Regions from separate parts of the Mus musculus genome. Here region 1 is linked to region 2. A link is a loop called in an ENCODE intact Hi-C map of the cell type or tissue named here. Cell type or tissue: heart. All regions are shown on one strand. Each heading gives the region's core, and the rest is flanking DNA. Links, peaks and the distances in the headings are about the cores only.

Region 1 (4,399 bases), core at 137-4,136, 110 kb after region 2:
TGTCTATTTTTTCCCATTTCAAGAGCACAATTCACTGATATTAAGTACATTCACATTGTTGGTGGCTGTAAGCACCTATATCCACTGATTGGTCTAGCCAGCCCACATATAAGGATTTTTATGCCCGTATTTGGGGTTATTAAAAGTATGGTACATACCAGGGTAATGTGAACTGACTTACACACTTTCCTATAAATGTAGATAATTCTCACAGTTTGAAAATTTCATACTCTGTCATTCATTTTCCTCTTAGACATTTCTGCTCCTGCTTCATGCCTCCTTGAAGTACCATAAAGCATATATTGAGTTTTAACACAGGGAAGTAAAGATTGCCCATGGGGTTCATTTGGAGACTTCCGAGGTTTTCTAAACCCTTCCCCCTCTAGCAAGTAGAATGTGGCTTTTCTTTTCTTTCACGTTATCTGAGAATTTGGCACATGCAGAGAATGTGTTCTAATCAAGGTCACCTCCCTTCCTCTCTCATTCTCTCTTAAACCTTTTGAAGTACCTGCAATGGCACATCTGCTTTAGGAAACCAGGCTTTAGAACTGTCACATTAAACACCTCACCCGCCCGGCTGACACAACCCAGGTGACTGTAGAAGGCTTGCGTACCGAGACCTTCAAAGATGCTCAGATGCCTACAGACAACAGCATTGCTGGGAACTTGGCCTTTAGTCCCCTTCTTTGGACTCTAAGGTTAGGCCATAAAAGCTAGGTTTGAATATGAGAACCTGACTTATAAGTATTTCCGAGGCAGGTGGGGTGACAGGTTATGGATGCTGGGTGGGGAGACAGCCATGGTGGTTATAAAGGCTTGTGTTAGTTGATTATATGGCTCACCCTGCACTACTGATTTCTAAAGGTCCCTAAGACACCAAATCTAGGGTCTCCTCATTATGGCGGCGCTAGGATTCTTTCATTTAATCAGGTCAAAGGCGACTCTCACTTGTGGGTCTGTCTCCTAAGTGATTTCCAAGCAGTAGCAGAACTCAATCTTTTTATTCGTGTCTTTCCCACACAGATGAACCCTTCTCATTGCCTCGGAAGAGTTGGGAAAACTCACAAACGATTCCCAATGGGCAGACTTCATTTACTCTTCGTTAAAAACCAAATATGTGCTCTGTGACATTTTCAGGAGGTGTGAAATAGGAGCCAGAACATAAAAAGAAAAGAAAAGATTGAAGGAACATAAAGATTTCAAAGTGTGGCAATCATTCACCTACTTTAGAAATTTATGAATTGATTGGCACCACCCTGGTACACGGCCCACTTTTAACCATCCCTGAGACCAGGGCATTCTTCATGCCCTCACCAAGCGCTCACCAGGCATCTCCTGAGCCCAGGAGACGAGGCCGGGACCAAGTGTCAACGGAAAGGAAGAATCGAGTCAGTACACAGGGAGGCATATCAACCTGAGCTGAATCAGGACAAGGGTAGCTTGCCATACACCGCGCACTGTATCAGAGATTTTGGTAAGCAGGTATTGGCTAACAAAACAGAAGTCTAACCATAAGAGAGTACAGATATGTAAGGCACACAACAACCTTTAAGGGTGAAACTCAATCTTGCTGACAAGGACATGATCATGGCTCACAGAATGCTGGCAAGATGGTATAATGTTGTGCCAGTAGAAAATTGTGACACATGAAAGCAGCCAGACCACTTCCCAAGGGGTGCTAGGGATGGCTATCAATAGGAAGAGAGCCACACAGAAAGGTCCATCGCCAGGTCCATCTGCTGTTTCAGCAGGTTTCTTAGCTGGTTTCCCCAGAGTTCAGCTGCTACAGCATCCAGCGTCTAGACCTGGCACTCCTCTGCATCAGCAGTTTCACAGTCGAGTGAGACATCTTCCCATTGATAGGCATGCCCAGCACATCTGTACAGCTTCCAGATTAGCCTGGCACCTTACAGGCTGAGGAAACGTCCACCTGAGAAAGAGTTCCCTCTACTGGCTGATGGGAGCTGGAGTCTATCGGCTCAGGGAGCCTGAAGAGGAAAATGCTTTCAGGAATGAGAAGAGAAGCTATGGGAGATGAGAAAACCATAAATAGGTTTTAGCTTTTATCTGCTAATGACTCTGGGAGCCCTCTCTTTGCTCAGTCACTTTTTACTGAGCTATCCTTCATGAAATGAAACACATACATATACTCACATACACACACAAATGTACACACACATACACACTCACATATACACACATACACATACACACACACATACATACACACACACACACACGCATGCACACACACACACGCATGCACACACACACACACACACACACACACACACACACACAAATGTGTATGTGTCTGAGAAACCACTACCACCATAAAAATACAGAACATTTTATCACCCCCAAAGTCCCCTTGACTTTCTTTGCAGTCAGTCCCTACCATTGTTTTCCTATGGTGTCTACACAACCATGGATCCTCATTCCTTAAATATGGACAAGAATTACACGTTATATTTGCAAATAAATGAATACACACAATATATGATCATGTCTAGATAGTGTTTTCTGAAGTTCATGTGCGTTGTATATGTATTAACTTTATTTTATCTCGGGACTCTGTTCTATTGAATGAATCTTAATTTTTTTTGTTCATTTGTCAATGATGGAGATTTAGATTATTTCCAGTTTGGGACTATTTTGACAAAAAAATTAGTTTAAGTCTTTCTTAGAGGGATACATTTTCACTTATGCAGGATAGATTCCTGGTTAATATTGTAAGTATATCTCTAATTGAGTGAGGCATTTCAAGATTTTCCATTTGAGTTGTATAGGGCTCTATTTCCTCCGTGTCCTGTCAATGCTTGACACTGTCATTTATAATTTTAGACAGAAGTTCTTAAAGCCTTAAAATTAGGCTTTAACTAAAAAAAAATCATGCTTAAAACCCGTAACATAAAATATACCACCCAACCCTTTGAAAATCATGTAAAATACAATCACACTGTTGTGTAACACACTGTTAGAATATCTACTGAAACTGTCCATTGAGAACTGCAGCCTCCCTTGTCCATGAGCCCTTTAGAGATTATACTTGGGGGGGGGGCTGGCTGGAGAGATGGTTCTGCTCTTTCAGAAGTCCTGAGTTCAATTCCCAGCAACCACATGGTGGCTCACAACCATCTGTCATGGGATCTGATGCCCTCTTCTGGTGTGTCTGAAGACAGCTACAGTGTACTTATATACATTAAATAAATAAATAAATAAATCTTAAAAAAGAAATTATACTTTTCATCTCAAGATATAGATGTGCACATAGTTACAGGAAATAGAATAGGCCCACTCCTGGATGTGTTCTCTATCCTCCCTGATACCCAGGACCAATGTCTTGTTAACCTGCCGCGGATCGCAACTGCCTGGTACCTTCATGAAATACCTCTCAAAATTCAGTAAAACTCTGCTGAAACTACCACAGTATGACTGCATCCTGAGCCCAGTTCCCAAAGAGATGCCAGAAACTGTCTGAGCCCTAATACTGACCAGTGATCAGAGAACTCCATCTCAAGGCCCAGAGAACTGTTGGGCTGATGATTTGAGCTCCAGACTGAAAATCCCACATCCAGAGCTTTGATGTCAAAGTTAGACCCATAGTGAGGGGCGAGGGGATGCCAATGTCAAGAATAGTTACTTAGGCCTCTGCCATGAGACTTTCCTAAATGAGTATCATTGTTCTGAGCTTCAGGGCAAATGGAGCAGCTTCTCCCAGCTCCTAGCCTCATTTAGGATAACCTAAACATTGTTGCTAGACCCCCAGAGGAGTGATGTAATGAACTGAGTTCTCACCTTACTGAAGCTCAGATCTGGTGCTGGGTTTGAGAGCACAGTATCAATGTGAAGATGCGGGTGTGGGAGTGGGGGATGGGGGGTGGGATGTGGGGGAGGGTTGAAGGGAGTGCAACATCAGAGAGGAAGACCAGGTTGTCGTTGGAATGTTTGTGTAGGCCCATGGGCTGTGGAGCCGATGGTTAAGAGAGAAGCCAAACCTTTGAGATGAAGGTTGTCAGGGGGAGAAGTGAAGACAAGATAGACCAAGAACAAATTATCAATCAATCAATCAATCAAACAAAACCCCAAAAGAACACATGAAAAATGTCTAGATGAAAATTGAATGGCATGACTCTCGTGCTGCCTCCGTTAGCATCTCTGTGGGGATTTGAGTAAAGTTGCTCCTCATTGACTTACACATTTCAGGGCTTGGTCACCAGGGAGTGGCACTATTTGGAAGGGTTAGTTGAATTAGGAGGCCTGGCCTTGTTGGAGGAAGTGTGTCAGTGGGGGTGGGCTTTGAGGTTTCAAAAGTCCATTCCAAGCCCACAGTCTCTCTCTCTCTGCCTTCTCTTAGTTATAGTTCCCTTGCTGGGAAGAGACAAAATGATCAAGGCAC
Region 2 (4,399 bases), core at 87-4,086:
GTCCTTACTCTTCTGAGTTGTGTGGAATGGGCAATACTACCTCGAATTAAAAGTCTAAAGTGATCCCTGGTTGGAGTGAGTTCTACCTTCAAGTTAACTATCAAAAGCATCATGTTACATAAAGACCAGCAAGAAAAGAAGGAAGTCAGAAAGTTGGCTCACACCATCATTAACTAGCATAATTTCCAGAAAGTTCTTTAGACTCTAGGGTCTCGGTTTCTCCACTGGATTTAATGTTCTCTGATTCACAGAAATGCCATTGTAGCATACAAGATTACCTGTAAGCAACGGTTTGTGTGTGTGTGTGTGTGTGTGTGTGTGTGTGTGTGGTGTCTTTAAAACAAGGGAACAAGAGAGACAAAACTGTGTGAGCATCAGCATCTGACTGTTCCAGTTACAGAGGTGGCTTACGTCTGCTCTCTGAAAGAGGTGGATTTGAGGTGGACCTGGAAGAATCTGAGGGCACAACAGAGAAGGTGAATATCCAACACAGTGCAGTGAACGTCATGGGAGGCCGGTGCAGCAATACCGGTACCACAGTGGTAGAAGAATAAGGTTGGGTTAGCTCAAGACCATGGAGGGTCTTGAAGTCTTGCTGGGGAATTCTTGTTTCTTTTCTTGGCAGAGAGAAATATTTGAGATTAATACCACTTAACTCCAAAATTAATAAAACATAGTATCTATTTTGTGTAGCTTTGCTTTTTAAAAATGAAAACAGTCACACAATTAGAAAAGAAACTGTAAAAAAAAAATCTTACTTTCTTTTCTTGCTCTCCCTCTCTCTCCTTCTTATTCTTTTGTTCTGTAGCATCTGTCTGTGTATGTATGTCTGTATGTCCGTATCATCTATCTATTTATCTATCTATCTATCTATCTATCTATCTATCTATCTATCTATCTATCTATCTATCTATCTATCTAAGATAGGGTTTCTCTTTATAACAGCCCTGGCTGTCCTGGAACTTGGTTTGTAAACCAGGCTGGCCTTGAACTCACAGAGATCTGTCTGCCTCTGCCTCCTGAGTTCTGGAATTAAAGTCTCGGTGGCTTCAACACCAGGCTGTAGTCCTTATTCTTATGTAGCTTTTGAACACAAAACTTGGTAAGTCTCCAAGGAGTCTCCTCTCCACAACAAAGGGCAGCTTTGTTACCGTTCTCTTCTGTAGTTACTAGGTCAAAGCAAAACACACACACGCACACACACACACACACACACACACCCAGCTGAGTAATGGAAATCTCTTCCACTTTCTTAGGACAAGAAGTTCCTGTTTCCCTGGCTCTTCCTACTGATGTCTCTTCAAATGGTGTTGGTTAGAACTGGTGACGCACTCTTTTCAAAACCAATCCTTGGACATGGCAAGGACTTGATCCCTGAAGGCAGAGATTGCTTGTGTTGATCTCTGGTTGCAGTGGGAGAGGGAGGGTAAAGTGGTAGGTAGGTCCTGTACTGCAGGAAGGGCTCCAGAAAGTAAACTTCCAGGGTGGTGGGAATATACAGCTTTCCTAGCTGGATTACCCTGGGTTTCTTTCCAGGCTTAGCTAAAGCTGCAGTTTCCAGGACAGCCATAGGTTGTGTGTGTGTCGAGGAAAGCAGGTGGCATTGCCTTGCACTTCACATAGAGAGAGCCTCGAAGGTGCGCTCAATTATTGTCATGGTGGCCTTCCATGGGAGTTGTCACAAGGTGTGACTTCTTGCTAAGGAGGGAGACCTCGGTTTTTCCGTACCAAAGGACAAAGGCGCCAGTAAATACTGTTTTTCCGTTTGCCTTAGTTTCCCATCTGGAGGATGGATTAGGGAGGTGGTCCTGCAGGTGCCTCCGTGTCCTCCGGGTGGCAGCAGGATCTGAAAGGCTGAGGAGCAGCATGTAGTTCCACGTTCCCAGCTGCATAGATGGGAACCCTCTTTAAGGCTGAGGTCGTGTGCCCTCCGGGGTGGTGACCTGGGCATAGGCAGGACCCGCGCCATCAGGGTTCAAGGTTAGGAACACTGCTCTCATGAGAGCGGAGCGTCAGGCACGGGAGACACGGCGGAGCCTGGGCAACGCCCTAGACGCCGTCCAGGCTCTGCCAGCCAGCGGGGAGGAGGCGCCTTGGGCCGCTCATTACCCCGGCGCGGTGGCGGCTCCGGGCCCGCAGCCCCGCGGCGGAGCGGGGGCAGGCGGTCGAGACGCGCGAGCCATTTGCATTCCCCGGCAGTCATTTTTATATGCGGAGGTAATGAAGTTGTCAGCGGCGCCCCGAGTGTGGCAGAGCCTGATATTCAAATCGCCTGCCGTGTCGCCTGCCATCCCCCGCCCCCGCCCCGGCCGTCCCTTGAGTCCCGGGGCTGCGCCGCCGCCGCCAGTGCTCGCATCTCTCTCTTCCCAGCCGCTTTGTCTCCGTTGTCACACCCCTCCCTCCCCTTTGTGTCTCTGATGAGACTCCTAGTCTCAGATCAGAGGCCGCCCCTAGGTCTAGTGACCCTGCGACCCCGGGGATGCACAACCAACCATCTTCACATTGAAGTCCTTTCTGCACCCCCCCCCCTCTCTCTCTCTCTCTCTGCTGGCATCCTTGATCACCTTCAGCTTCAGCTGCAAGGAGATGACCTAAAGCTGGCGTTTAGCTGTGGGGCCCAAAGGACTGTCCTCTTGTCTTTCTGAATACGTATTTATGAGCATGTTTATGATTACAAAACCCATATCGGACCTACCGGCCCAGGCCACCATGAAAACACTAGCAGTCTTGATAAGGAAAGGAAGAAGAAAGACAGGCACACTGTCTAGATGGGCAAAGGAAGACATGACCCCTTACCCACCTGGTATTCATTTCCCAGCTGCCCATCAGGCCATCTGGGACCTACAGTGTGGTCCAAATCCTGCAAAGATAAGGTGTGAGGGAAAGAGAGTGAACTTTCTCGGTCGTTGTTGTAAAGTACTGATTGGATGTTGAAAGGCTCATATTCTCGATATAGTGTGTGAAATAAAATAGAGTGTTATAGTCAAATATTGCTTTCTATTCTTTAGAGCTGTGTGGCTGAGAACAACATTTACAATTATGTCTGTGACTGATATTCTATTTCTGTTGGGCAGTGTTGGTATGGAGGTGCAAGACCCAAGGAACTTTCTAGCTCTGATTGTACCACCCACTCTTCCTCTGCAGATGGGTTGAAACTGGGCAGGGAAAAGGACAGTCATCAGAACTGGTTGTCGGGGTGGGGAACCTCCTGACAATACACAGCGGAGCCTGAGCCCGTAGCCCGTGGCTTAATGGGTATGCGTTCTTTCCTTTGTTTACAGTAGGCGTGCCCGCAGTCATGCCACGGTCTCATGGTGTGCTATGTTGGCTTCTAGGAGTGTTTTGTGCCGTTTAGGGGTTATTTGTCCCACGCTAAACTCACTGACATGTCATTTAGAAAAGTGAATACTGTGTATGTGCTGTGACTATTTCGTAAGTACTTTTGGTGTGTATTGTTCCTCATCACGCACAGGCAGCAGAGTAAGGGCTCCCGGAGTATGCATTGGCACCGCGCGCTGCAAATGATCTGGCCTGGGGGAGTCCCGGAGTGTGTGCTGGGTTCCACATGCGGCCGTGGCTCCTACTGGGCTCTTATGGTACGCCTCACCAATGATCCGTGCACTAAAGACTCCCGGAATACACATTGACACGATAGACTGGAGTTGTTTGGGTCTATCGTGGCAATGATCCGGAGATAATGGCCATATCTTGAGATTGGAGTGCTCGTGGTCCTAAAGCACAACCAGAAATGCCCCAGATAAGCCCTCCCGTGGCTCCCAGTACAGGGCGCCTGGGTCTTTGACCTCCTGTATCCAGGCACTGTCTGTTGATGTCGAGTCTTTTCTCCTACATATAAAATTTGAAACTCCGGGGCTGGAGAGATGGCTCAGAAGTTAAGAGCACTGACTGTTCTTCCAGAGGTCCAGAGTTCAATTCCTAGCATCCGCATGGTGGCTCACAATCATCTTTAATGGGATCCGATGCCCTCTTCTGGTGTGTCTGAAGAGATTGACAATGTACTCACATACATAAAATAAATAAATCTTTTTTTAAAAAATTGAAACTTAATATTTGCAGTGAGGTTCATGTACTAGAGTTTTGTCTGATTAACCACAGGCTGAAGAGCTATGGAAGGTTATATTTAAAGAGAAGAAATGGTTTGGGGAGAACACACTTGGGAAATAGATTTATGTTAGAGAGAGAATTAATACAAAATAAATAACCTCAATCTTGAGAAAACTTAATGGCTAACCCAAGATAGATAAAGCAAAAGTGAGTAAGAAGATGAAAGAGGCTAAAAATCATGAAGGCGACATATTCAGTAGTAACAAAATTCAACTATATAAAACAAGATAAAATCTTCCCTCCGCTCCTTCTTCTATACTTTGCAATGTCACAA

Evidence for each region. Peaks named below come from ENCODE experiments on the same cell type or tissue, not always from the same donor. Only the 100,000 strongest peaks of a DNase experiment are listed, where the experiment ranks them.
Region 1: a loop joins it to region 2, with 7 times the contacts of the local background. A loop is called at or near these places in 11 of 42 quality-filtered maps.

What each region holds. Positions count from the first base shown.
Region 1 is chr6:51,721,322-51,725,720 of GRCm38, forward strand. No RefSeq gene overlaps it. Among named protein-coding and RNA genes, the nearest start is that of Gm38811, 12 kb to the left of the region's middle. In heart, for the core only: a CTCF peak has its summit at 1,955 (motif pointing left); no DNase peak of the experiment used is centred there.
Region 2 is chr6:51,610,595-51,614,993 of GRCm38, forward strand. No RefSeq gene overlaps it. Among named protein-coding and RNA genes, the nearest start is that of Snx10, 89 kb to the left of the region's middle. In heart, for the core only: a CTCF peak has its summit at 1,836 (motif pointing right); DNase peaks (open chromatin) are centred at 1,977 and 2,337; H3K4me3 peaks cover 1,265 bases; H3K27ac peaks cover 1,336 bases; H3K27me3 peaks cover 431 bases.